6 separate regions of the Homo sapiens genome follow, and regions 2, 3, 4, 5 and 6 are each linked to region 1. Evidence: chromatin contacts called from ENCODE Hi-C or POLR2A ChIA-PET data. All regions are on one chromosome and are shown on one strand. The core of a region is the stretch at or near the end of the contact, and the rest is flanking DNA. Distances in the headings are between cores, read along the strand shown.

The links. A loop is a pair of places that touch in the nucleus more often than their neighbours do. ChIA-PET counts read pairs that join two places held with the same protein, here RNA polymerase II (POLR2A). Pooled maps may share reads with other maps.
Region 2: a pooled map shows a loop between it and region 1 (4-fold over the local background). The contact joins the promoter of STK10 here to the promoter of HMMR in region 1. A Hi-C loop is called at or near these places in 1 of 37 single-sample maps with no recorded cell type and 6 of 50 pooled maps. POLR2A ChIA-PET finds 5 or more read pairs at or near these places in 1 of 52 experiments (GM10248).
Region 3: POLR2A ChIA-PET joins it to region 1 with 10 read pairs in GM12878. The contact joins the promoter of CNOT8 here to the promoter of HMMR in region 1. POLR2A ChIA-PET finds 5 or more read pairs at or near these places in 2 of 52 experiments (GM12878 and endothelial cell of umbilical vein).
Region 4: a pooled map shows a loop between it and region 1 (6-fold over the local background). The contact joins the enhancer-like site here to the promoter of HMMR in region 1. A Hi-C loop is called at or near these places in 6 of 50 pooled maps.
Region 5: a pooled map shows a loop between it and region 1 (18-fold over the local background). The contact joins the enhancer-like site here to the promoter of HMMR in region 1. A Hi-C loop is called at or near these places in 2 of 50 pooled maps.
Region 6: a map with no recorded cell type shows a loop between it and region 1 (28-fold over the local background). The contact joins the promoter of THG1L here to the promoter of HMMR in region 1. A Hi-C loop is called at or near these places in 3 of 37 single-sample maps with no recorded cell type and 8 of 50 pooled maps.

What each region holds. Positions count from the first base shown.
Region 1 is chr5:163,458,226-163,462,577 of GRCh38, forward strand. It overlaps HMMR (hyaluronan mediated motility receptor), which reads left to right and starts at 2,407. Exons shown (of 18, transcript NM_001142556.2): 1 at 2,407-2,513. The coding sequence starts at 2,468. NUDCD2 (NudC domain containing 2) reads right to left here and starts at 1,877. Exons shown (of 4, transcript NM_145266.6): 1 at 1,637-1,877. The coding sequence starts at 1,825. RefSeq lists enhancers at 1,594-1,843, 2,594-2,653 and a silencer at 2,174-2,263.
Region 2 is chr5:172,186,505-172,190,856 of GRCh38, forward strand. STK10 (serine/threonine kinase 10) reads right to left here and starts at 1,720. Exons shown (of 19, transcript NM_005990.4): 1 at 1,383-1,720. The coding sequence starts at 1,538. RefSeq lists enhancers at 573-652, 1,705-2,480 and silencers at 1,113-1,192, 1,323-1,372, 1,673-2,032.
Region 3 is chr5:154,856,659-154,861,010 of GRCh38, forward strand. CNOT8 (CCR4-NOT transcription complex subunit 8) reads left to right here and starts at 1,969. Exons shown (of 7, transcript NM_001301073.2): 1 at 1,969-2,110. RefSeq lists enhancers at 763-1,264, 1,265-1,768, 1,644-1,813, 1,769-2,271, 2,775-3,277 and silencers at 2,014-2,113, 2,174-2,233.
Region 4 is chr5:170,276,977-170,281,328 of GRCh38, forward strand. The region is part of intron 3 of LCP2 (lymphocyte cytosolic protein 2); the gene reads right to left. Among named protein-coding and RNA genes, the nearest start is that of LCP2, 19 kb to the right of the region's middle. RefSeq lists a silencer at 95-144. Within about 2 kb of position 1,740, at least 19 of the 41 ENCODE cell types and tissues checked have a DNase peak (open chromatin) inside an H3K27ac peak, as active enhancers do.
Region 5 is chr5:169,669,198-169,673,549 of GRCh38, forward strand. DOCK2 (dedicator of cytokinesis 2) reads left to right here. Exons shown (of 52, transcript NM_004946.3): 3 at 91-131; 4 at 1,345-1,400; 5 at 1,881-1,977. Among named protein-coding and RNA genes, the nearest start is that of DOCK2, 34 kb to the left of the region's middle. Within about 2 kb of position 1,779, at least 3 of the 41 ENCODE cell types and tissues checked have a DNase peak (open chromatin) inside an H3K27ac peak, as active enhancers do.
Region 6 is chr5:157,729,135-157,733,486 of GRCh38, forward strand. It overlaps THG1L (tRNA-histidine guanylyltransferase 1 like), which reads left to right and starts at 2,286. Exons shown (of 6, transcript NM_017872.5): 1 at 2,286-2,497; 2 at 3,734-3,910. The coding sequence starts at 2,307. RefSeq lists enhancers at 657-776, 807-886, 2,203-2,562.

The sequences.
Region 1 (4,352 bases), core at 1,157-3,656:
CCGCCTAGGCCTTCCAAAGTGCCAGGATTACAGGCATGAGCTACCGCACCCGGCAAAATGTTGTTTTTAAAGTAAACTTTTAAAAACGTTTTAATCTTTTTGTTGGGCAATCGGCATTAAAAAAACTTTACGTATTCCAGATTTGATAGATTAGTTGTGACTAACTGTTCACAAACTCATGTTTTTTAAAAAAATAAACAAAATATAAATTTAAAAGAGACTGCACCAGGCCCAGTAGCTCAGGCCTGTAATCCCAGGACTTTGGAGGCCAACGTGGATTGCTTGACCCCATGGGTTTGAGGCTGCTGTGAGCTACAATCTCACCCCTGCACCCCAGCATGGGAGACAGGGACCCTGTCTCAATAAATATATATTTTTTTTTAAAGAGAGAATGCCTAAACTCAAATCCATTTTAATTTGTTGCCAAATTTAAGTTATAGAAAGTGAAATTAAATGTCACTAGGAAAAGCCCACATTTTAAAATATGTCAAAATTAGTGAGAAAAAAATCCCACTGGTCTATACGTACATCAGAAATCCCAAATTCAGCAGCTACTGCTAAATTCCGAAAGTTACTGGATTTACTAATTTATAATCGTAATCTAAAACCATTGTTGAGGAAACTATGAATTGTACAATTCAGAAAAGTAACTGAGATCCAAGCTGACATAATGTCTTTCACACGAATCTTGAGGCACTCAAAGCACCTCCATATACTGTAATATATATAATAGCTAATAGCTAACATATAGTATGAACTTATTACATACCAGTGAATACTCCAAGCTCTTCATACACGTGAATACCATGTTAAGCTCAAAACAATCCCATGAGAAGGGTACTATAACTACCTTATCTTGTGGATAAGGAAGATATAGAGACACTGAACAATCTCTCGCCCAAGTTTACAAAACTAGGAAACAAGTAGTCTCCCTTCACCATATTACACTGCCATCAAACATCTTGGGCATCTAACCTGAGAACTAAATCTAATTTCAACCTGTTAGTTTAATTATACACTTAACAAAGAAAAAGCGGGTCCAGATCCAAAGAGCATTGGTGAAAAGAAATAAAAGGAGTACTACTTATTTTATGCACACACCTCTTCACCACCTGCTTGACCACTCCACAAACATGCAGGATTTTCAAGCTTTTAGATGAGAAAACTAATCACCTGACATCATCTCTAAATTCTCTGCCCGTTATTCTATCCCTATTTTCTTTGTTGTCCTTTCCTATATTTATCTATTTATGAATTACGCTTCCGTACAGGAGCTTAACCTCTCCACTGCAGGTACGTTATCTGTTGTCTTCCTGCCTGTCTTCAGTGCACGGAAGAAATATTTGTTCCTTTAGCAACCTAGTTAATCTGTTCCCAGCTGAAGCCCGTCAGAGAAGCAGAAGCAGCAGTCTTAGTTTGAAAACTAAACACGAAAATAGGCTCCTCAAATTTCCACAACTCAGCACCTGCCCTGAAGAGGCGGGGGCTCTGACCAGACCCAAACCTGGTCAGTGTTATCCTCTTTCTCTTTCTGCCAGCCACAGGAGCCGTCGGGACACCCAACAGTCGTTCAGGGAAACGGGGCTGGGGGCGTCTGGGAAGAGGAAACTGAACACAAGCCCCGAGCTGCCGCTACCTTGAGGATCTCGCGGCCGCCCACCGACAGCGCCACATGCCGGCTCTGGAGGCCGCACTGGATATCCTGGGCGCGCGTGCCTGGCGGCACCTGAACTTCAATGAACACCTCCTCCAAGGTCTGGTACCACTGGCCCCACGGGGTCCCGCACGGTACCACCCCACTCCGCTCCTCAAACGGGGCCGACATAATCCAGTCCCTCCCGGCCGCGGCCGCACCAGGCGGAGCCGAGCGCACGCGCGGAATCCCACGCTTAGGCTACGCCTCGGCCTCTCCGCTCGGGTCACTGCGCATGCGCAGGAACGCAAGCTAGCGCTTTGGTGTGCGTGTTCGTTTTTCCCTTTGAATGGCCGTTTACGGCACCGGCAGGCCCCGGATGAAAGAACTGAAATCCAGAAAAGTTCACATGCAACGAACAATGGGACAGAATTGGAACCAGTGAAGCCGGAACTCACTACACCGTCCCCTAAGTGACGCCAAAATGCACTTTCTAACGTCTCCGGAGGGAAGTGCGCTTGCGCAAATGCTAGGTTACACTTGAGTAACTCCGGGAATGACTGGGTGGGTGGGGCGGGGAACAGTAACGGTCTCCTATTGGATGGCAGCCTAAACTCGCAGGCCAGCTAATTGGACGCAATCAGAACCCAGCATTCTTTCTTCGTGTTCCTGTGCGGGATTGGTGTGCCCAGGGGTTTGGCTTTCCAATTGGCTAACGCCGGGGTGGGTGGGGAATGTGGGGAGATTTGAATTTGAAACCGGTAGGGAGTGATAATCCGCATTCAGTTGTCGAGGAGTGCCAGTCACCTTCAGTTTCTGGAGCTGGCCGTCAACATGTCCTTTCCTAAGGCGCCCTTGAAACGATTCAATGACCCTTCTGGTGCGTAAGGGGGAAAGAGCTGGGGGACGGGAGACGCCCTAACGCCCTTTGCCTCTTTCAGCTCCCTTCTTGGGAGGCAAGCAGGAGGCGATTTTAGGGTCGGGCTGGGGCTCATTCAGTTGATTGATTTTTCTCAAATATGCTCTAAGCATCTGTTACATGCCAAGCACTAATCAGGATGCTAAGGATACCGCAGTGAAACAGTCTCCGCCCCGTGGGGCTTACATTCAGGCGGGGAATACTGTCAATAAACAGCGGTAATGGAGAAACTACAGCAGGGCGAAGGGAATGGACCCGAGACGTTGGTAGCTACTTGATTTTCAAGTCCGAGAGGGCCTCACTGATAAGAACACTGGAGTATTACTTGTAGTCTGAACTTGTGCATTTCTTTTGTGTATTCCATTTGGGCATAAAAGAAGGAAGATTAGTAAAGGCAGTTTATGGGTGTAAAATTAGAGCAGCAGCACTTATTGAAAACATAAACAATGAAGTTATGGCTGATATTGACCACTTATACCTCAAGCACCGTACTAAGGCTTTACATCGATTATTAGTTATGTTAATTTCCCACCAACTCTAAGGGGTAATCCTATTATTATTTTATTGATAAAAAGACTGAGACTTAAATTTGCTCAGTGCTACATTACCAAAGTGACCGGACTGGAATATGAACCCAGCCCCCATCGTGTGCTCTTAACACCGCAATGCACAGCACAGTAACCAGGAAGCCTTAGCTGTGTTTGGTAGGCACTCATCATTTAAGATGCTGTATGCGGCCGGGCGCGGCGGCTCACGCCTGTAATCCCAGCACTTTGGGAGGCCGAGGCAGGTGGATCACGAGGTCAGGAGATCGAGACCACCGTGAAACCCCGTCTGTACTAAAAATACAAAAAAAATTAGCCAGGCGCGGTGGCGGGCGCCTGTAGTCCCAGCTGACTACAGGCTGAGGCAGGAGAATGGCGTGAACCCGGGAGGCGGAGCTTGCGATGAGCCGAGATCGCGCCACTGCACTCCAGCCTGGGCGACAGAGCAAGACTCTGTCTTACAGAAAAAAAAAAAATGCTGTATGCTGGGACTGTGCTACTAGATCTTGTTTATTCCTTCCAAAAGCCAAGTGAGGAAGGTACTGATATTGACCTCATTTTACAGATGAGAAAACAGAGGTTTTGTATCTTGCACAATCAGTAAGTGGTAGAGCTAAATATTAAAGCTCATGATTTATTCACTATCATACACTATTTCGTGGTTACTCATTACGTCTCTAAGTTTTGTCAGCCAACGTGTGAATGAAAATACAACTACTCACAAAGGAAGGCCAAATGAGCAAGTGAATCAGCACAAACTTATTTTCTTAGTTAAAAGACTCAAGGACCATATGATTTCCCGAGTAATCAAAGGACCTACTCTTAAGTTTTGTCAGCAGTGTGGCTTTAAGGTTTTTTTGGTTTTTTTGTTGTTTGCATTATAGTAGGTTAAACTGGCTTTATCAAAGATATAGTATTTCAGGCTCACAGTTACAGAAATAATACTAATTATTAATTTGATGCTTAATGTGTATGAGGCACTGTGGTGATTTTTCATATTCCAGTACTCCAGCCTGGGTGACAGTGCGAGACTCTGTTTCAAAAAAAAAAAAGCAAAAAAACCCCCAAAATTTATATTTCAACCTAAGATGTATTTTTATATCTCTACACATACATACGAAAGAAAAGTTTCACAAAACAATGCCTAACTTTGCAGCATATGAGTCATGCTTTTTCTATTGTTTTTACTTTTTAAAAAATGCTAATCAAGATCTACTCATGGGGCTGGGCCTGGTGGTTCACACGTGTAATCCTA
Region 2 (4,352 bases), core at 470-2,969, 8.7 Mb after region 1:
CTAGCTACTCCGAAGGCTGAGGCAGGAGAATTGCTTGAGCCCAGGAGGCAGAGGTTGCAGTGAGCCGAGATCGGGCCACTGCACTCCAGACTGAGCAACAGAGGGAAACCCTGTCTCAAAAAAAAGAAAAGAAAAAAGAAAAAACGCCACCACTCCAAGCCTCTAGGGCAGTACTTCTCAAACCTATTTGCTTAGGAATCACCTGGGATCTTATTAAAACGTAGACTCTAATTCAGCAGGTCGGGGCTGGGCATGAGATTGTTCACTTCTGACAAGCTCCCAAATGATGCTATTATAACACCGGTCATCTAGGAACTACTTCGGTAACTAGGCGATAGACCACTTCCAAGTCAGAGGAGAAGGCCTGGAGAAGCCTTCTCTGTGGTCCAGCCTCATAGAACGGCAATCCTAGGGTCAGAGTGCCCTACAAGCTACAGGAGCCCCAAGGAGGAGGATAGTGGCTTAGAAGAGAGGTGCTCTCCTGGAGGTATACACCAATTTAACAAGTGGGCGTCTCCCAGTAAAAATTTTCTTAGGGGAAAGGGGGGAGTCAAGCTGTAGGTGTTGGCTCCCTAAAACAACTCACCACCTCAGAATTAGCTCCCAGGAGCAGAAACCAACGTCCTGCTGCCACACTTCTCTAGACTCAATCAGCTCTGCCCCACCCACTCCACAAAAGCTCTCTGCCGCGTCTTCCTCTAGGGGAGAGGTGACTGCAGGCTGGGAGACTCCCCAGCTGTGACTCAGACCGACGGAATCAAATCTGTTCCCCCAGGCTCAGCATTCACCAGATCCTGACCTCCCCCTCTGACCAGCCCCAACCCACCTTTCCAAGCCCCACCTCTCAGTCCATGGGCCACCCCTCGCCCACCCCACTTCCCTGTCTCTGGCTCATCTTCAGATGTGTCCCTAGCTCCCAACCCGTCCAAGCGCAGCCGAGTTTCTCGGTCCACATCGCCTCGATATTCCCACAGCATCTGTGGTCTCTCTTAAAAAAAAAAGTGTGCCCGTATCGCCGTTTTACGGAACGTCCCTGGAAGGTCCCTCGAGTGGCCCTCTCGGATGCTGAGGTCCTGTCAACGCCCCTTTGTCTCCCCGTGCGGCGCCGAGCGCAGTGCAGGACACACAGGAAGTGCTCCGAAACAGGGCTAGGGTGGGGGCGGCAACCGTGCCCGGAGGGGGCGCCCAGAGCGCAGGGACTCGGCCGGGCCGAGTGATGTTCCCCCCAAAAAACAAGAGTCATCGGGATGAGGGCCAGGGACCCCGAATTCAGCGCCGGGCAGCCCTCGGAGCCGGAGCCAGGCTGGCCGGGTCCGGCTCAGGCATCCCTTCCTTCCGGAGCCCCTCGACGCGCGTCCGGCCACCCACCTCAGCGCCCTCACCTTGTAAACCTTGCCGAAGGCGCCGTCGCCCAGCTCGCCCACGATCTCCCACACCTCGTTGGGGTCCAGGTCGCGGCGGACGTGCTCATATTCGCGGGACTTTCTCTTCTCGAAGGTAGACAGGCGCAGGATGCGGCGGAAATTGGCAAAAGCCATGGCCGGGGGCGCGGTGGCGCCGGCTCGGGCTCGGGCTCGGGCTCGGGCTGTGGCTTCGGCGGCCGCGAGGAGAAGGAGGAGGAGTTGGAGGACGCCGCGTCTCTCGGGGTTCTCCCCAGACCCGCCTTTCCCCGCAGCCCGACCTCGGTCAAGTGTGCCCTGGGCAGCGCCGCGCCGGGAGCACCCGGAACCGCGCAGGCGGCGGCGTGCCCGCCCCCGCCCCCGCCCTGTCAGGTCCCCAGGGCCGCCTCCCTTGTGCCGGCCTCGCAGCTCCTGCCCGGCCCAGCCCTGCCTGCGAGAGCCTCGGACCCGTTCCAGGGGACCGTCCCCGCGCCCGCCCACCGGCCCGGCTCCACCCGCCGCTCCCCGGCAGAGCCCCGGGACCCCCTAATTGGCTGCGGGCGCTCCCCGGCTCCGCCCGTCGCCGCAGGGCACTCTGGAAACTGTAGTCCCCCCACACCACGCTCCGCGAGCCGCGGGCTGGGCTTTGGGGAAGCTTCGGGGACCGCTCGGTGGGACCGCTCATGGACTCAGGAGCCCGCCCGCCGCGCCGCGTGGCTCCCAAAACTTTTATGGGAGCAAGCGGGACGGCGACTTGGCATTTCGCGAGAGCCCACGGATCGTTGTCAGCGCCCAGAAGGTGAACCTGCACTCGTTCATTTAATCCTCCCGCAGCTATTCCGCTAGGCTGCCCTCGCCCCCACTTTTCCGATGGGGACGCCGGCAGGCGAGGGCACTCGCCCCAGGCACACACGCTGGCTGCCCGTCTGCTGCGGGTTCCTCGGCGCGGTGCTGCCTCCTAGTGTGCGACGGGCAACGCCGGTGCAGCCGCGGCCAGTCCCTGCAGGGCCCGGCTTCCCGGCGCGGTCCTTTCCAGGGGCTCCCCGTCCACGATCCACAAACCTGCCAGGATTAGAGGGCTGGGAGAAAGAGCTCCTTTGGCACTGATTTCTCTTATGTTTCCTGATGGGTTTGCGGATGTATTTGCATATTAAATAAAAACTTTATTCTAATTTTTAATTTCCTAGTTTCAAAAAAGATGAGCGCACTACATACAGATCAAACTAAAGTCTTCTTTGAGCACCTTCATTCTCGATCCTGGCTACTTGAGTCACTTCACTGCTACTGTTGCCTGTTTGTCCTATAGACGGTTATAACATGCTTTTACCTGAATCTAAGGAGAGTGCTGGGGGTGGGGGGGGGGGGCGGGCAGTCTGCAAGGGTTATTATTTGGACCGTGTCATAAACAAGTTGAGTCTTCGCAAATGTCACAGTTCAATAGCTCCAACCCCAGAGAACGGCTGTGTTGAGGTGTTTTCGCCCCTTCCTCGGTGCTTTGTTCGAAAACATCCTTTGAACAGTGTGCAAACACCAAGCATGGTTTTCCACTGGGAAAGCCAGCTCAAGAAGCCTGCGATGCTGGTAGTGGTCGGCGCAGAGGGTGTCCTGGTTGCTAAGCCGTTCGGAATGTTTCCACAGCTGCAGGAGTGCCTGGAATTGTAGAGGGTCTTTAAAAGAAGGAAACGCCGCTCGTCGCTGACCGTTCTCATTGAGTCAGGCGCTGTCTGAACCTCCCAAAACATGCTGAAAGGCAGGTCTTTCATTTGTTTCAGACCATTTGGCCAACTGTACGAAGCGGGTGGGGAGACCAAGAGGGTTGCTTCCATACTAGGAGATGAAGGCTCTGACTCCACGAAAGCTGTAGGCCTGGAGGGCTCTGACCAGCTCTGAGAGCTCCAGAAAAGCAAGCAAGCGAGAGAAAGAGAGAGAGAAAGGAAAGAGAGAAAGAGAGAAAGAAAGAAAGAGAAAGGGAAAGGAAAGGAAGAAAGAGAGAAAGGAAAGAGAGAAAGAGAGAAAGAAAGAAAGAGAAAGGGAAAGGAAAGGAAGAAAGAGAGAAAGAAAAAGGAAAGGAAGAGAAGGAGAGAGAAAGAGGGAGGGAGGGAGGGAAGGAAGGAAGGGAGGGAGGGAGGAAGGAAGGGAAAGAAAAACGGAGAGGTTCATTCATTCAATAACACTAAGTCAAAGAAGCCAGACACAAAAGGCCCTGTGTTCTATAAATTTCCATTTATATGAAATGTCTGGAAAAGGCAAATCCATACAGACAGAAAGTAGATTAATGGTTGCCTGGAGCTGGGTGTGAAATGGGAATTAACTGTACATGAACAATAAACAGTCTAATTGGGGTGATGAAAATGTCCTAAAACTGCACAATGGTGACAATTTCATAATTTGGTAAATTTGCCAAAAATAATTGAATTTTAAACTTTCATTTTTGTAAATGGATGAATTTTATGTGTAAATTATACCTCAATAGCATTGTAAGAAATACATTGAGGTTCAATAGAATCAAAGCTACTTCTTTGAAATAACTAATAGACAAGACTAGTCAAAGAAAAAGAAAAAAAGGGTCGGGCACGGTGGCTCACACCTGTAATCCCAGCATTTTGGGAGGCCAAGCTGGGTGGATCACCTGAGGTTAGGAGTTCAAGACCAGCCTGGCCAACATGGCAAAACCCCAGCTCTACGAAAAATACAAAACTTAGCCGGGCGGGGTGGTGCACGCCTGTAACCCAAGCTACTTGGGAGGCTGAGGCAGAAGAATCACTTGAACCCAGAAGATGGAGGTTGCAGTGAGCCGAGATCGTACCATTGCACTCCATCTAGCCTGAGCAACAGAGCAAGACTCCGTCTCAAAAAAAAAAAGAAAAGAAAAAAAAAAAATTGGTGCAAGAAAGAAATATTCACTGGAAGAAATAAAAAATGAAAAGAGAACATCAGATTAGATACTGTAGAAATTTTGATAATCATAAAGTG
Region 3 (4,352 bases), core at 719-3,218, 8.6 Mb before region 1:
ATTTTTTTATTTTTTGAGAGGGAGTCTTGCTGTGTCGCCCAGGCTGGAGTGCAGTGGCACGATCTAGGCTCACTGTAACCTCCGCCTCCTGGATTCAAGCAATTCTCCCTGCCTCAGCCTCCGGAGTAGCTGGGATTACAGGTGCCCTCCACCACGCCCAGCTAATTTTTGTATTATTTAGTAGAGACAGGGTTTTGCCATGTTGGCCAGGCTGGTGTTGAACTCCTGACCTCAGGTGATCCGCCTGCCTTGGCCTCCCCAAGTGCTGGGATTACAGGCTCAGTGAGCCACCAATCCCGGCCCCAAATCGACTGTTTTAGGGAGAGCAAACTGAGACATGCCATTTATTGAACGCTCTTTTATATCTTCCTCGGTGCGGGGTGTTTTTCCAATTATTAACTATTTAATCTTCACAAGCTCACGACAGCCATTCGTAACCTAATTTTGCAGATAAGGAGCTAGACACTCATTTGGGGGGGAGAAGAGGAGGACTGGAGTTCAGAAAGTGCATTTGATGCTCTTATCCTGGAGGCTGGAGCTAGTTCACCTCCCTGGAGAACAGCTTTTGGGAATCCCGTTTGAAATTGCCGCTCAAGGCCAGCTCGGCATCCAGCCTAGGAATTGGAGGATTTTGGAGAATCCCCTTAGGGGGAAATGTTTAAAAGTGCAAAGTGAATAGTAGAAGCCCCTCTCCTCGTCACTAGGGGTACATTTGCCGTTTTCTTATCAACAGCCTCTCAAGTACAAGCATCTGGGACAAGAACTAGAACCGTGCTTGGGGCAGCCCCCACGTCCTCTCGGGAACAGGGGTGGAGCGCTGGCGGGAGTGGCTGAGGGCGGCCCGCCGCCGACACTGTGTGCAGGAAGCGGGCGCTTTGTCTGCTCTCCCACCGCGGAGAACACGAGGCGGAGGCGCGCCCCAGCTGGCCACACGCTGCCCAGGGCCGGCGTCGGTCAAGAGCCCTCTCTTCAAGCAGGATTAAGAGGGAACCAAGGGGCTGGCAGAGGGGCCTCAGAAGCTCCTGGGCGAGGCCTGAGCCCGTGGGTCTCGACACTAAAATCTGGCGAGCTCCCTGCGCGTCCGCAAAGATTTTGGAGCTCTGAAGAGCCCGGCGACGCCTGCGCTGGCCAGGCGCCGTGCCCACGGGAGGCGCCGTCCTCTTTGTAACTCGAGCAGACCCTGGCGGGCCAGTTGCTATGGCAATGTTCCTCGCTCTGCTCGGTGAGGCCGGGAGGTAGGCGGGCCTTGGCGGACGTCACCCACATTCGGCTTTGGGGAGCCGCCCCACCCCCAACTAATTGTTTGCCAGAAAGGAACCGTAGGATAGATGCTTTGTGAGACATCTACGGGGCCATGTTAGAACAGAAAGTCGCGACAGCCTCTTTCTCCGTCAGCCTCTTCACAAATCCCTTCGTGCCAACGATTTTAACGGTCCTTCAAAGCCAGGAGGAGGGGGCGTGGTAATTCGAGGGGTTTGTTCGAAGGGCCACGCCCTTTCCTCGGCCTTTGGATTTTTCCAGGCCGCGCCCACGGCGGGGGGGTGGGGGGGGGCGCTAGTTCTAGACCACGCCCCTTCCTTGTTCGCTCGGAAAGAGGACCAAAATGGAGGAGTAAGAATCATGATTAAATTGAGCGAGCGCAACTAATCACGCGAAGAGGGCCGCAGGCGGGCCGTCTTCCGCAAGCGTGCTTCCAGGCCTCCACTCCCCACCTATTCGGCGGCACCCTGTTACTTCTGCTCCTGCGCGCTGCTTCCCGCGACCTCACAGGCAGAGCGAACACGCACGGAGTCGCAGGGGCGCGCAAAGGGGGAGGAGCGGGCGTGACCAGGCGCGCGCGCGCGTCTGGAGTGACTCTAGAGAGCAGGCGAGTCGGGCGGATCGGGTGGGTAGAGTGGTGCCGTCCGGTTGTTTGGTGGGAGGCACGTAAGACCGCTCTGGGCACGGGGGCGCTCACCTCACTGGCTCGTTCGGTTCTAGGAGCAGATCCGGGGTAGAGGGAAAAGAGCTCCGGGCCAGGGGCTGCCGTCGCCGCCGTCGGGGAGTCAGCCCGCCAGCCCGCCAGCTCGTCAGCCCGCCAGCCAGCGCTTCGCGGGCCCTGTCGGTCCCGGTAAGCGGGCCTGCGCTTACCGGAAAGAGGAGCGTAAGATGAAAGAGTGTGAGAGACCATTGGGGGTCTGTAGGGGGAAGGGGAGTGGGGGCGTGTGTAAGGGGCAGGGTGTGTGAGGAGGAGAGGAACCCCAGCAAAGAGTAGTAATAATAATGGCCACCGTCACACGATAATATTCGAGTAATATGTGCGGGGACTTTACAAAGCATCTCATATGCTTCATTTTAACTTCTACTCCAATCCTCCGAGGTGCGTACTGTTATCAAACCCATTTTACAAGATAGGAAAACCGAGGCACGAAATAGATTAAGTGGCTTATGCAAGGACACACGACTACTACGTGGCCTGGCCTGGCTTCGAACTTAGTTATCTTAGTCCTAAGGCCCGTAATTTTAACTTTGCTTTACCAAACAAAAACAGAAGAAGAATGGCGTGTCAGAAGGAGGAGGACTGAGTGTGATTTGAAGTGGAAGGATGATGATAAACGAGAAGAGAATGATGATGGGAGACGGAGTAGTGGGGAGGAGGACCTGAATTTGGAATCTTGCGGGCCTCCCCCTTCTAAATCGCCGCCTCTTCCTTAGTTCTTGCGGCCCCATAACTTTTTCTTGGTGTTCTATGGCTTTATGAATGGAGGAGCCAACTCACAGACCTGGGCCATTCGGGTGGTTTTAAGAAGTTTGAACTGCGGTTCAATCCAGGGCAGTGCCTTGAGACACTGTTTGGAGGTAAGGGAGGGTCAGAGGATCCTCTTAAACGCTGCTGCTATTTATTTCTTCAAACGTGCCACTTCCTTTTCTATCATATCTATGCACGGCAAAGCCTTTGTTCAGTCCTCTAGAATAAGGAAGTGATGTTTATTGTTTCCTTGTACACTTGGGCTTAAACGAACAAAATCAGACTCAACGTTTCTTTTCCCGAGCAAGGCCTTGATTGCTTGCAGAGAAAACTTTCCTGTGGCTTTATCATTAGTTGCCCTTCAGAGCTTTCCTGTGTAAATAAGAAGCTATGTTTTGGAGAAGTTTACACCGTAGATGAACGGGAGCGATCTGAACATACTGCACTGCAGGTCAACACAGAGCAGGGACTTCAGTAATTCATAGGTGTGAGTGTGTTTGTGAAAACCTTTCCTTCTTGCACAGTTTTCTGTGTAGCTCATGTGGGAGTCAAGTTTTTAAGTCAGCCCGTGAGGCAAACATTGTATGTAATAAAAATTAACCCTTAAAAATTCCTAGGAAGGTGCAACGCTTGAGATTAGCATCCTGTTTCTGACTACATCCTGGACGGTTTTTCCTTCAGTTTTGAAACTTGTTACTGTTGCTTTGGTTGTAACCCAGATAAGTAATTAGATTACCTTTAGGGGCTGTGTTGTGCAAATAAGCATATTTGAAAGCCATAGAGTTGTGATGCGCTGTGAGATGCTTGCCCTGAGGAGGCTTAAAAGGAGGAAGACAAACCCCTATCTTAGGCTCATTTTGGAGCATGTGCTTACAAAGTGGAAAGTGGCAGGCAGAATTGCTGGTATGATGATGATGATGATGATGATTTTTTTGAGACGTGCTCTTGCTCAGTCGCTGAGGCTGGAATGCAGTGGCGTAATCACAGCTCACTGCTGCAGCCTTGACTTCCTGGGGCTCAAGTGATCCTCCCAGCTCAGTCTCCTGAGTAGCTGGGACTGCAGGCACACACTACCATGCCTGGCTAAGTTTTTGTACTTTTTGTAGAGACGGGGTCTCACTTTGTTGCCCAGGCTGGTCTCGAACTCCTGGCTCAAGTGATTCTGCAGTCTCAGCCTCTCAAAAGTGCTGGGATTACAGGTGTGAGCCACTGCCCTTATCCTGCTGGTATTTAAGTTGCTATTTTATTTTATTTTTTGGCCAGCATATGCAGTAATTTGACTTGCTAAATTAAATGTGCATAGTGCGATTCCTCTTTAATTTTTGAGTGGCACTACATTCAGGGGCTTGCAAGCTATTGTTTACTTCCCCACAGATCCTAGCTAACTTTGGAGCAAAAATGGCTTACATATTTTTGCCAACTGTCTGGCTTCGGCAGTCCCCATATATATGCCAGATATGTATAACAGTGGTTAGCTTTTTAAAAACCAATTCTCTTTTAAATGGAAGTTAAAGGCGTCTTTTGGTTGTGTGGGGTTTTTTGTTGTTGTTGCTTTTGCTTTTACGGAAACATCTCTCAAAAACTCAGGAGTGATACACCCACTTCCTCCAAAGTAGTTATGGTT
Region 4 (4,352 bases), core at 490-2,989, 6.8 Mb after region 1:
GAGGCAGAAGAATCACTTGAACCTGGGAGGTGGAGGTTGCAGTGAGCCGAGATCACACCACTGCACTCCAGCCTGGTGACAGAGGGAGACTCCATCTTAAAAAAAAAAAAAAAAAAAAAAAGGGAGTAGCTTGAAGCCACATAGTAGTTAGTGGTAAAGGCCACCCCTTTTCCCACAACTCACACCAGCACCACAAGCTAGCCTTTCTAATTTCCAAGCCAGTGCCCTTTCAACGCACACACCCCTGTGTCAGTTCCCTTTCTGCTGCAAGCTCTCTGGAGGCAGATACTGTTGAGTCCCTGGCCTGCCTATGAGAACGGCTCATGATCTCTATTTCTTCTGCTTAATGACCATCTCGAAGTAACAAGTTTAGCCTAAAATAAACTTGCTAAGTTAGCAAAGGAAGTCCTTAGCAGCCACCATTTCTCGATTCCTCCATCACCTCCCCTGCCCCTCAACTCCCTCATTTCTCCCAAGATATGGGCTCCAGGCTGGGCGCGGTGGCTCACGCCTATAATCCTAGCACTTTGGGAGGCTGAGGTGAGCAGATCACTGAGGTCAGGAGTTCGAGACCAGCCTGGCCAACATGGTGAAACCCCGTCTCTACTAAAACTACAAAAATTAGTCAGGCATGGTGCACGCCTGTAATCCCAGCTACTCAGGAGGCTGAGGCAGGAGAACCACTTGAACCTGGGAGTCAGAGGTTGCAGTGAGCTGAGATCACGCCACTGCACTCCAGCCTGGGGACAGGAGCAAAACTTCGTCTCAAAAAAAAAAAAAAAAAAAAGAAAGAAATGGTATCCAAACCTCCTACCTCATTAGAGCAATGGGATAAACAAATTTTGATAAACACACTGGTACTTAAGAGGAAAGAGAAGGAGGAAGGGGAGGGAAAGGTTTACTCTCTGTAATAATATTGTTGACAACTCCAGGCTTTTGTGACTGGGCAGAGAGAGCGAGGCTTTAAGAGCAGCAGCGGGGGCTTCCTAGTTGCCTCCTGACCATGCCGTCAGAATGCTTGTGACATGGTTCTTTTTGGTTCCCTTAAGTGGTTGTTTCAAGAAGACGATGGGCATGTGGGATAAAAGGACTCCTACAGAGCTGGCAAGGGAGCCCCGTTAGTGTCCTGTGTCCTGGCCGTGTCAGGTGGTGCTGGCTGCAGCAGCCACTCCCATTCTGTCACCTGTTTATTCAACAATGTGCACTGAGGGCCTTCTAAGTGCTGGGAACTTAGAAGTGCTCAAGGTGCATCAATGAGCAAAACAAAGATCCCTGCTAGTGGAGAGGAAACTTTAAGGAGGTGAAATGTGCTGCATATGCACCATGCACATGCAGAGTGGGGGGCTGGGGAGGGGGATGGGAGTGCAGGGGGGGGCTGGGGGGGATGGGAGTGCAGGGGTGGGGGCTGGCGAGGGGGATGGGAGTGCAGGGGTTGGGGGCGGGGGGGATGGGAGTGCAGGGGTGGGGGGCTGGGGGGATGGGAGTGCAGGGGTGGGGGGCTGGTGAGGGGGATGGGAGTGCAGGGGTGGGGGGCTGGGGGGGATGGGAGTGCAGGGGTGGGATGCGGTTGCCATTTAAAATGATCAGGCCTCACTGAAGAGGTGACATTTCAGTAATGACTTGAGCGAGGTGGGACTGAGGCTCACCTCAACGCCCTCCTCCTACAGAGTTTGACAGGGCTCTGACCAGCTCACAAGGCTGCTTTGGATCTTGAAAGAACCTCCTGCTCTCTGCGGTGTTGCCTCTCACCAGTATCTCTAGCAGCCAGGCTGGAGGCTGCCGGGGCTCGAATTGGGTGAGGAAGGAAATGTCAAACCGCAGGCCTCAGCAGAGGAGCAGCAAAGAGCTGAGTGGGGGCAGAACAGGTCCTGGCAGTTGGCTTGCAGCAAAGTGTGGGCTCCCAGGGTCCTCCTGCTTTAAGGGGCTACAGAAAGCACCTTCCAAGCCTGTGGGACCACTGCCAGGGTCTGGTGGACGGTGCAACAGTGATGGTGGGCATAGCAGGGAGGTGGTTGCTATGGCTATTGCTAGGTGCAAACCTTCAAATTACACCCTACCCCCAGAGGACCAAGTGACAGTGAGTGGAGGGAGGTGACTCATTCTCCCTTCACCCCATAAACCCCTGGCCTCGCTCAGGACCAGAGCAAGAAGTGATGGGGGCTGGGCAGCCATAGACAGCAGTCCTCTCTGCTTGCCTTTGTTTAAGGGACTAGCTGGCCCTGGAAATGGGCTGAACCTCCCCACAGGAAGCCAGGCCCGTGTAGGAAGGCAGCATTCTACAATGACCTAGGTTCCAGCCCAGCTGCATCCCTAACTTACAGCATGGTGGGGGCCAGTCTTCATCTTCTCAGTCTAAGGTCTCTCCTGGTAATGTACAAGGTACAGGGCCTGCAGGCACAGACAGTCTAACTACAATGTCTGGCCCCAAGGGTGGCGCCCACTGTGTGATCTCAGACAAGGCAGCTGCCCTCACTTGGCCCCAGATTCCTTATCAGCACAATACAGGGGTTAAACCTGATTAGGGAATCCCTGATGGGCCTGATCATCATGATTACTTAGCTGTACCTGTTGCAAACACTGATCACCAGGCCCAGCCTAGACCTACCTGAACGGACTCTCTGAGGAGAAGCCTGAGGCTCAGTGACATCAACCGGCCCCCACGTGATTTTTATTATCATCCAAAAAGCTTGTGAAATAAATCCTGCTATTCTTGACACTGATGAAATTGTTTGTTTGTTTGCTTGTTTTAAAAAAGGAGGAGAAGGAAAGGCAGGAGAAGGAACTTTGTGATTATGAAGGGAGTGAAACAGGAGAGTGGGGGTATGCGGGGCCTTAGCTGGCCTCTGATGTAGCCCTTTAATTCTCCCCACACTTGAACAACAGTGAAGGAAGCCCTACTAGTGGGTCTAGAAATCAACTTTGCTGATGACACAAGAGGAAAGAAACTATACAAGAAAAGAAGGCTGCCAGGCAGGTGGAAAAGGAGGGAGAGAGAGAGGGGGGAAGGGAAGGGAAGGGGAAGGGGTATAGAATAGAAAATATCAGTGCACAAAGCATGCAGTAGGAATAGGCATTGTCCTGTGAAAATTCCATCTTTGTTTCCTCTACTGTGGCACGTGTAGCTGTGTACTGGCTTATGATGTAGAGCGCATTCTTGCCACAGCTCACATAGTAAGAGCTTTGGCCAACTTCTGACCAAAGCCCTCCCACAGTGGGAGCCTTATTCCCTGGGCTCAGATTTCAGACTGCCTGCTGATCCCTCCTGGGACAAGGCTCCCGGCTCCTGGGTAGGGCAGATGCCTCTCCCCCTGTGCTGTTCTCTCAGTGGGACCCTGGAACTCTCCTTCTCCTCCCCACCCCTCCTCCCTGCACACATTCCCACTCTCAGCCCTGCTCTCGCTCTGCATTCCAATCCTCCTTCCAAGGAACAAAGTGTTCTTTCCGTCTTTAAAGACCAGCCCCCTTGAACCAAGAGCCAAACCTTCTAAATTCTATCCTTGTCACCTGAGAAGCCGGGGGCAGCCAGATGTTTTAAGACTCAGGAAGGAGCCTTTCACCATCACCTGAGGCCTCGGTCGAGAGTGTAAGAGTAGGACATAATAATTTGAGGACACAGTGTTCTCCTTACTTGTCACCCATGTCCCCTACCCCTGTAGTTTTACATGGAGTGTTTTCCTGGTGCCTCACGATCATTTTCCTGGTAGACAAGTATAATTATTCTCATTTTTACAAATAAAAAAGGCAGGGCTGGCCAGGTGTGGTGGCTCATGCCTGTAATCCCAGCACTTTGGGAGGCTGAGGCAGGTGGTTCACTTGAGGTCAGGAGTTCGAGACCAGCCTGGCCAACATGGCAAAACCCCATCTCTGCTAACAATACAAAAATTAGCCAGGCATGGTGATGCCTGTAATCCCAGCTACTCGGGAGGCCGAGGCAGGAGAATCGCTTGAACCCAGGAGGCGGAGGTTGCAGTGAGCCAAGATTGCGCCACTGCACTCCAGTCTGGGCAACAAGAGTGAAACTCCAACTCAAAAATAAAAATAATAATAATAATAGGCAAGGCTCTGAGGGAGGCATCTGTCTAAAGGCACGTGACCAGCATTTATGGGGAGAGGAGGCTTCACGTCGAGTGCTGTGGGCTTGCACTGGAAGAGAAGAAGGGACAGCCAAGGGAGGCACCTTTCCTGTGGCAGGGCCCTTGAGGACTGACAAGAGCTGGGTCCCTGGACGGCAATTAGCCACTGAATGGGACAGGGGAGGACCATGTTGGAGAGAGGCCCTGTTTTGGTTTTGCTGGGGTCTGGCCATATTTCTTTTTTTTTTGAGACGGAGTCTTGCTCTGTCCCCCAGGCTG
Region 5 (4,352 bases), core at 529-3,028, 6.2 Mb after region 1:
TAGTTTAAAACAAAACAAAACAAAACAGAAAAACACTAGCAACAAACTTGTAATAAATGAGGGAACTGTTTCTTTGTTTTCTTTTTGCAGACTGGTATAGGGGATACCTCATAAAGCACAAAATGTTACAGGTAAGGTCACCTGGTTTTTATTTGTGTCAGTACTGGAGGTCTTCATATGGCCCCGCTATCCCATCTGAGCAGGTCTCTCCCACCATTGCTCCTCAGCAAAGGGAATCCATCTCTCCCTCCTGTGCCCTGTGCTCTCTGACCTCTGTGCCTTGTCACTCGCTGTGCTCAGCTCCCTCCCACTTTCCCTCATTCTTTAAGGTTCATCTCTGGTGCCATCTCCCTGCAACTTTTCCTGATATGCCACTCACTTATGATTTCTCCCTTCCTCGAGTCTCTGTGGAATTGTGCGTTATAAATTTGAAATTTATTCTACTGCCTTCCTTTAGAGTTGTTTGCAGCATTCAGTCATCTCCTCATCCGTATACCCAGGTCAACACAGAAAGGACAGGCCTGATTTCTACTTTTGAGGGGTTCTCTTGTTCTAACCTCACATTTCACTATTGTCTCCATGAGAGCAGGCGCTTGCTTTGCTTGTCTCATTTTCTCTCACAGCACCTAGCACAGTGACCAGATGTCCCCAGTATGCACATTGGTTGCATTTATGAAGGGATTTCCAAGTAATTGATAAACTTACCTTGTTAACTGAGCCAAATGTATGGAGTAAGGAAATAATAGAAGCTTCTTCCTTCTTCCCTGACATGCTGTGTCGGGAGGGATGGTCCTATTCTGCTCTCTCAAAGAACAATGGAATAAATGCAGGCAGAATAGGTCTCAAATCGAACTAGCCCAAATGCACCTAGGAACATTGTTGCTTCAGGACCAGTTATTTCTGACCTTCCAGTTGTTCCTGACTGTGAAGGGTGACCGCTTTCCGGAATCGGGCAGGCAATGGGAGAAGCAGAGCTCCTCGTCTCGCTTAAAGTCAGTGAGTGGTTTAGGTTGTCTTTCAAACGATACTGTCTTATAGCCCACCTGCAGGATGAGTGGCCATAATGGGTTGGAGCATCCCTTGGGATCTAGGGCTATGGTGAGATCTAGGGCTATTGTGGGATCTAGAGCAACTGATGGAGAACTGGAGGGAAAGCCAGATCTAAACAAGTAGATTTAGAATCCAGCCCCTGTTCTATCTGGCTCTGGGTTTATTCCTTTAAAGTCTGGGGATTTTATAAGCCAGTAGCTTTTGGAAAAAAATTATAAAGACGTAGGGTCATTCATTTCTGTGGTGATATATCTTTTTATTTTATTTTGTTTTGTTTTGTTTTGTTTCCAACAGGGCATTTTTCCTAAGTCATTTATCCACATCAAGGAAGTGACAGTTGAGAAAAGAAGGTATTTGCCATTCTTCACCAGACTTGAGCCTCCAGTGGCTCATGGATGTCTCTGTCCTGTTTATTTTGAAAATCTGACTTGGAAGAGCTGAGGGTTGCTCAGCTTATCTTCTTTGTGCCTGTGTATATTTGTGGGTCTCCTTTCCGTTACTCAATGGGAGATCTAATCCAAATTGATTCATACTGAGATCTGACTCTGAGGGGGTATTAGTTTGGAGAATCAAACTTTTTGCTGGCAGCTACCTTAGAACTGTATTAAAGTAGATTAATCCTAAATAATGAGCCCACCCTAGCGAAGGAGGACATAACAAAGCAAGTCCCTTGTATTTGCATAATGTAGTTGGTGTGGCTATTGGAGGTGTTTTAGTCTAATGTCAGGAAGGCCCCTCCGCAGCTGCAGCTTAATGCAAATTTGTTGGTGTTTTATCTTGTTAGCACCTGGGTCTCAATTTCACACCACTTTTTCTCCCACCTTAAATAGAAATACTGAGAACATCATTCCTGCAGAAATTCCTCTGGCACAAGAAGTGACAACGACACTTTGGGAATGGGGAAGCATCTGGAAACAACTCTATGTGGTGAGACTCAGAACTCTGCTCCCTGAGTTGGAAGCTTCTTGCAATCTTCAGTTTGGTTCCAGTTTTCATTTTAGCATTGAGTCAGGCAGGTGGAGGTGGCTTTGGTGACATAGCAGAGCGCACACTATTACGTGTGAGGACATCAAGGCCCAGAGAGGATCAGGGACTTTCTCAAAGCCACAGAGCTAGTGACAGAGCCATAATCAATGGAGTCTACTGTGAACCTTCGGTGTTTAGTGCAGAAGTTGTCAAACTTGAGCATGCATAAGAATCACCTTAAGAACTGTTAAAAATAAAGCTTCCTCCCAAGGGGTTTAATAATCTGCATTTTTAATAAACTCAGATTTGATTTGCTAGTCTGCTGATAACACATTGAGAAATACTGTTCTTATACTTTAACCAATGGCTATTGTCCTCACATCTATGAAGAAGTTTTGACTTTGGAAAAACAAAGAATATATTTTTGCATTTGTTTTCCCTGTTTTGAAGCAAATCTAATTTTAAATCCTCCTTTGATGCTCTAAAGCTCCTAATGAAAGCAATTAGCTAAGCAAACCATTAAGCTGAGAGTGAAAATGTCAACCAAGGCTTACTGCATGTTTATTATGGCACCGTGGACACCTGCTGGTGTATGCACAGGATTTGTAGACTTACCTTTCGTGGTCTTAAATGTTGACTCCCATGTGGACATTTCATAATATGAAGATGTAATTGGCACACTCAATTTTACATGTTTCTCAAAGTTTTTAGAAAAGTGTAGGGGAAAAATAGTATCCTTGTGGCTAAAGCAATTTTTTGTTCATCTCCACTATACGCTGACCTTTTTTTTTTATTTATTTTTTATTTTTTTGAGATGGAGTCTCGCTCTGTTGCCCAGGCTGGAGTGCAATGGCATGATCTTGGCTCACTGCAGCCTCTGCCTCCTGGGTTCAAGTGATTATCCTGCCTTGGCCTCCTGAGTAGCTGGGATTACAGGTGCCCGCCACCACGCCCAGCTAATTTTTTGTATTTTTAGTAGAGATGGGGTTTCATCATGTTGGTCAGGCTGGCCTTGAACTCCTGACCTCAAGTGATCCACCCACCTTGGCCTTCCAAAGTGCTGAGATTACAGGCATGAGCCACCACGCCCGGCCTACTACCCCTTTTAAAACATCACAATCACACGTACCATTGAAGCTTGGCATTTTCCCTTAGGAAATCTTTGAATAGCAGTAAGTCCATTTACTCTAGTCAGGAGATCCTTCAACATCTAGTACTTCGGTATCACATTCCTGATTCTTGCCATATCTGCATACAACCTGTGTAATATTTACTTAATAGCTGCTTTGGATCTCCTTTCAGTAAACCTGAATCTATAGACATAAAGAATGAGATAGCATGCTGCATCATTCCAGCAGTTCTTGATTCCCCGTCACCAACTAGATGCCCCACAATTCAGTTCAACGCTGACTACCCAGGGTTACTGCCAGACTCCATGGGTTTAAAGCCTCAATCCCACAAGATTGCCCTCACTTTAGATGCCAGTCGCAAGTCCTGGGTTCCCAGGTTACCTGAACTTCTGTTGGACTTGGCTATAAATTCAGGGATTCTCACTACCCCTCCCTGCCTGGGCACCCCCTTTTTTCACTTCCAGTTTCATAATTTGTTAGAACAACTCAGAGAACTCAGGAAAGTGCTATACATGTGATTACGGTTTTATTATAAAGAATGTAATTCAGGATCAGCCTTGTGGAAGAGACACAGGGCTAGGCATAGAGGGGCATAGAGCTTCCGTGTCCTCGGCACACCACCCTCCCAGCACATTGATGTGTTCACCTTCTGGGAAGCCCCTCAAATGTTATTAACCAAGAGTTTTAATCAGAGTTTCATTACACAGGCATGATTGATTAAATTATTGGCTATTGGTGCTTGAGCTCAATCCTCAGTCCCCCTCCCCTCCCAGAGGTTGGGGTGGGGCAGGTGGAGGGGAGTGGGGCTAAGTTCCAACCCTCTAATCATGTGATTGGGGGTTTGGTTCCTAGTTGGTTCCTCTGCAACCAGCCCCTCATCCTGAAGCTATCTAGGGGCCCACCTAGAATCACCTCATTAGCATAAACTCAGGTATCATTGAAAGGGGATTGTTAGGAATAACAAAATACATTCTTATCACTCTGGTCATTGCAGGAGTTTTAGGAGCACTGCTTCAAGAACCAAGGACAAAAATCAAGTGTGTATATATATATATTTTTTTGTTGTTGTTTTTTTAATTATACCACCCACACTTTCCCAAATGGAAAGACAAAAGTACTTGACACAATTAGAAGAACATTATTCATCTAAATACAATGAAAACAAGATAACATTATTTTTATAAAAAAAAATTTAGAGACAGGGTC
Region 6 (4,352 bases), core at 1,036-3,535, 5.7 Mb before region 1:
AATTTCCAGATTGCCATAAATTATTTTGCCAAAATGATGACTCAAAAGGCAAAAACCTTTCATTAGCCTTTACTATGACATGAAAATTTTGTTCAAAGCAAAATTTTACCCTTGCATTAATTTATTAATGTTAACCCCAATTCATTTACATGAAACCTTATAGATTATTCCATTTAATCCTAACCAATTTGACCATGAGGTGAAAACTTTACAAACCTTTTATAACCCTTTTACTAAAGGGCAGATTAGCATCTTAAGACCTCCTTGCTATGCTGTTATTTTAATGCTTAATTTATGTAAAGACCATATAGATGCTATGGGAGAAGACAGTGTAGTACTTCTACTATGCATTTCACTGCAAAGCAACCCAAAGCCAATTGGCTTATTTTATATTCAGCCCATCCCTGATAGGAGTCTCATCTCCCAGTGTGGGATGTGGATGGGGAAACCCTGTTTCTACAAAAAAAAATACAAATATTAGGTGGGCATGGTGGCACGCACCTGTAGTCCCAGCTACTAGGAAGGGAGGTGGGAGGTTCACCTGAACCCAAGAGGTCTAGGCTGCAGTGAGCTGAGATCATGCCATTGTACTCCAGCCTAGGTGACAGTGAGACTCTGTCTCGAAAACATACACATAAAAAAAATAAAAATCATGAATTCATATTGATAAGTAATTTTGAAAAATTCACCTAATGAAAGTAGGGCTCCTAGAGGAGGCAAGATTTGGTTGTCTCCTGGTCAGCTTGGAGAGAGGAGTTTGTGGAAGTAAAAGGTGAGGAATGATAACCTACAGAAAACTGACTTCACAGCAACAGAAACAAAGAAAAGATGCAGGATGTCATAATTTATGTCTTGGTCCTGCCACATATGTGACCTTATGTAAATTATTTTTTTCTCTTTGAGTCTCAGATTTCCCCTTTGTAAAGGTGAAATCCCAGTTCCTCTTTTGCATCCCTCTGATGTTACTCTGAGCATCAAAGGAGTGATGACTACCATTTGTGGTACTATTATGAGGATATACACACATACTGATATAGATCCCTGTATGGATACACAAAAAACTGGTAACAGTAACTGCCTAAAGTATGTTGTTAGGAGTCAGTGAGAGACTTTTTGCTACATATAAAAGGATTTATATTGTTTGAATATTTTTCTTTTTCTTTAGAGACAGATTCTTGCTCTGTCACCAAGGCTGGAGTGCAGTGGCTAATGATGGGTCACTGCAGTCTCGAACTCCTGGCCTCAAGTATCTTCCCACCTCATCCTCCCATAGCTAGGACTACGGGCATGGGCTACTAAGCCTGGATAATTTTTTTTCTTTTTTGTAGGAACAGGGGTCTTGCTACGTTGCCAAGGCTGGTATGAATCTCCTGAACTCAAGCAATCCTCCTGCCTCTGCCTCCCAAAGTGCTGGGATTACAGGCGTCAGCCACCGTGCCTGGCCTGAATATCTTTCTTGAGGATGGAAAAAAAAAAAAAGTAAGTAAGTAGGTAATGAATTTGAAAGAGCTTTGTAAATCACAAAGTATGACACAAATATTAGGATTTTATTTTTACTATTATCCACCAGCAACAAGATATCAAACACTGGTTCTGTGATTATTTAATGGTGAAAAAGTTGAATAAATCAATTTAGTATACCCATATGTTGGAATATTGAGTCCATTTTTCTTTTAAAAATCACACTTTGGAATAATTGATGATACTGGCAAATGCTCAAGCTGAGTGGAAAAATATATAAACATTGTATAGGCGAATAATTCCAATCTTGTGCATTCCCTGTGTAAACCTACATACACAAAAAGAAAAAAGACTGAAAGGAACCATCCACAATGCTTTGATGGGAAAGACGGAGAAACAAAGTGTTAATTTTCTTAACTATAGTTTTGGTGTATTCCAGATTTTCTACAAGTTAATAAATGCCACTAAGAAAAGGGGAAACATCACAGCTACACCTTCAAACACCAGAAAAAGAATTTTTTTTTTTTTTTTTTTTTTTAGGTTGGGGTATGATTTTGATCTGGGCACTAACGGGGACACTGATTGCTTTTGCCAGTAAGTCAAGACCAGCAGATAAAAAATAATTTTTAAAAACCTCGTGAGACTGATTTGCCGCAGGACGGGAGGAGGAAGAAGCAAGCGTGGAAGGTGCTAACGGAGGAACCTAAACCTCCATCCTCTTTGCCTGGGAGGTTAAGAACTACAGGGAGAGGCGAGAGAGACTATGACTGCCCTACGGCTAGAGTAGCCGCGAAGAGAACACTTCCGGGGCGGGGCTATCTGGCCCTTTCCTTTCCGCGTGTAGAATGTGGGGCGCCTGTAAAGTTAAGGTTCACGATTCCTTGGCCACCATTTCCATCACTCTGAGACGGTACCTGAGATTGGGGGCGACCATGGCAAAAAGCAAGTTCGAGTACGTGAGGGACTTCGAGGCTGACGACACCTGCCTGGCACACTGCTGGGTGGTAGTGCGGCTGGACGGCCGGAATTTCCATCGGTGAGCGAGCTCGACTCGGGGCGTCGCGATGCGCCAGCGCTTCCGGGGAATCCAGCTTCTTCCCTTGCAAGTCCTCCCGCCCGCTCCAGTCACGGTTACCAGGGTAACGCGGTAGCCAATGAGTGCGCAGCATGGAGCATTGCCCCGCCCTGCGTGTTGGCTAGGACAGTGCCTGAACGCTGGCTGTTAGCGTAATTGAATGGGCGATGTGCTCCCGTGATGAGGATCTGGCTTGGAGTGCCCGTGTTAAGTGAACAGAGACTTGTTAGCAAGGACCTGTTGTTAAAAGTCACTCTCATGCACAATATTTAAGCTCTTAAGCCAATTGCCTAGCTATTCTGTTAGATATCTTTGAATGCTGACTGTTCAGAAGTCTGTGTAAGCCTTGCTTGTGGGCAATACTTAACGTCTGTGCTTCATTATCAGTAACAGGCCACATGGACTAGATTCAACAGAGAGTCAGAAAAAAAGAGAAGGCTGGGCGCGGGAGGCAGGAGGATCACTTAAGGCCAGGAGTTGGAGACCAAGTTTTTGTTTTTGTTTTGTTTTTTCTGTGGTTGTTGTTTGTGAAACTCCGCCACTACAAAAAAAAAAAAAAAAAAAAAAAAAAAAAGAGAGAGAGAGAGAGAAAGAAGGAAGAGAGAAAGAAAGAAAAAGAAAAAATTTAATTTGCCCGGCGCAGTGGTGCACACATGTAGTTCCAGCTACTGGGAAGGCTGAGGTGGAAGGATCGCTTGAGCCTGGGAGGTCAAGGCTGCAGTGAGCGGTGATTGGACACTGCACTCCAGCTTGGGTGACAGAGCAAGACCCTGTCTCAGAAAAAGAGGGAGGGGGAGAAAGAAATATAACAGAAAGATGGGAATTTAATCTTTGAAGAGGGCTGCATTGTTAATGATTATTATAACTAACATTTATTGAGCACTTACTAGGAGCTAGGTATGATTACTTTTATCTTCTCCCTAATCTTCAGGACAACCCAATGAGGTAAATATTCTTTTATTCCCATTTCACAGAAAGGAGAGTTGAGGCTTAGCATTTCTGTCTGGCTTTCTCAATTTCAGGGCAGGAAAAAAACTAAGTTCTTAAGAAAATGGATCAGGTTGTGGCTAGTTGAGCATTTGAGTTCACAGTGCTATTACATTATCTTCCTCCAAACAGCCTCTGTTATCTAGCAACAGAGCGTGTTGTTAATGACAGGCTTCCATCCATGCTTTCTTCCCTTTTTCCCCTGTGAAGGTTTGCTGAGAAGCACAACTTTGCAAAACCCAATGACAGCCGTGCTCTCCAGCTGATGACCAAATGTGCGCAGACTGTGATGGAAGAACTAGAGGATATTGTGATCGCGTATGGACAGAGTGATGAGTACAGCTTTGTGTTCAAGCGGAAAACCAATTGGTTTAAAAGAAGAGCCAGGTAATTCCATGACCTAACTCCTTTCTTCAGAATATTTCCTCCCAGCATCTGGTTTTCTGTTTATCTTAATCGCAGACTTACAGGCTACAGATGATGTCTGCAGTATTTGTAACTGCAGAGTACATGTATATTTCCTGTTTAGATTGTTGTACTTCCATCTGATAGCCGAGCATTCTGTGTGCCTCTTTTATCTGATTCTTTCCCCACATGCCCCATAAGATTGGTTTCTAGACTGACCTGGCATTGAACATTAAGATTAGAAACAGAGACTATAAGAATGTAATATTAACAATTCATAGGTTGGCTTTAGCCAGTGATAGTCTCTACGTGCATTGCATTACACTGTTCCTCAAGACAGATCTCATTATAAAATACACAAATCTGATATTTGATTTGGCAGTATTTTGAAACGCTGTATGGGAAACAAATCATATAATGAATT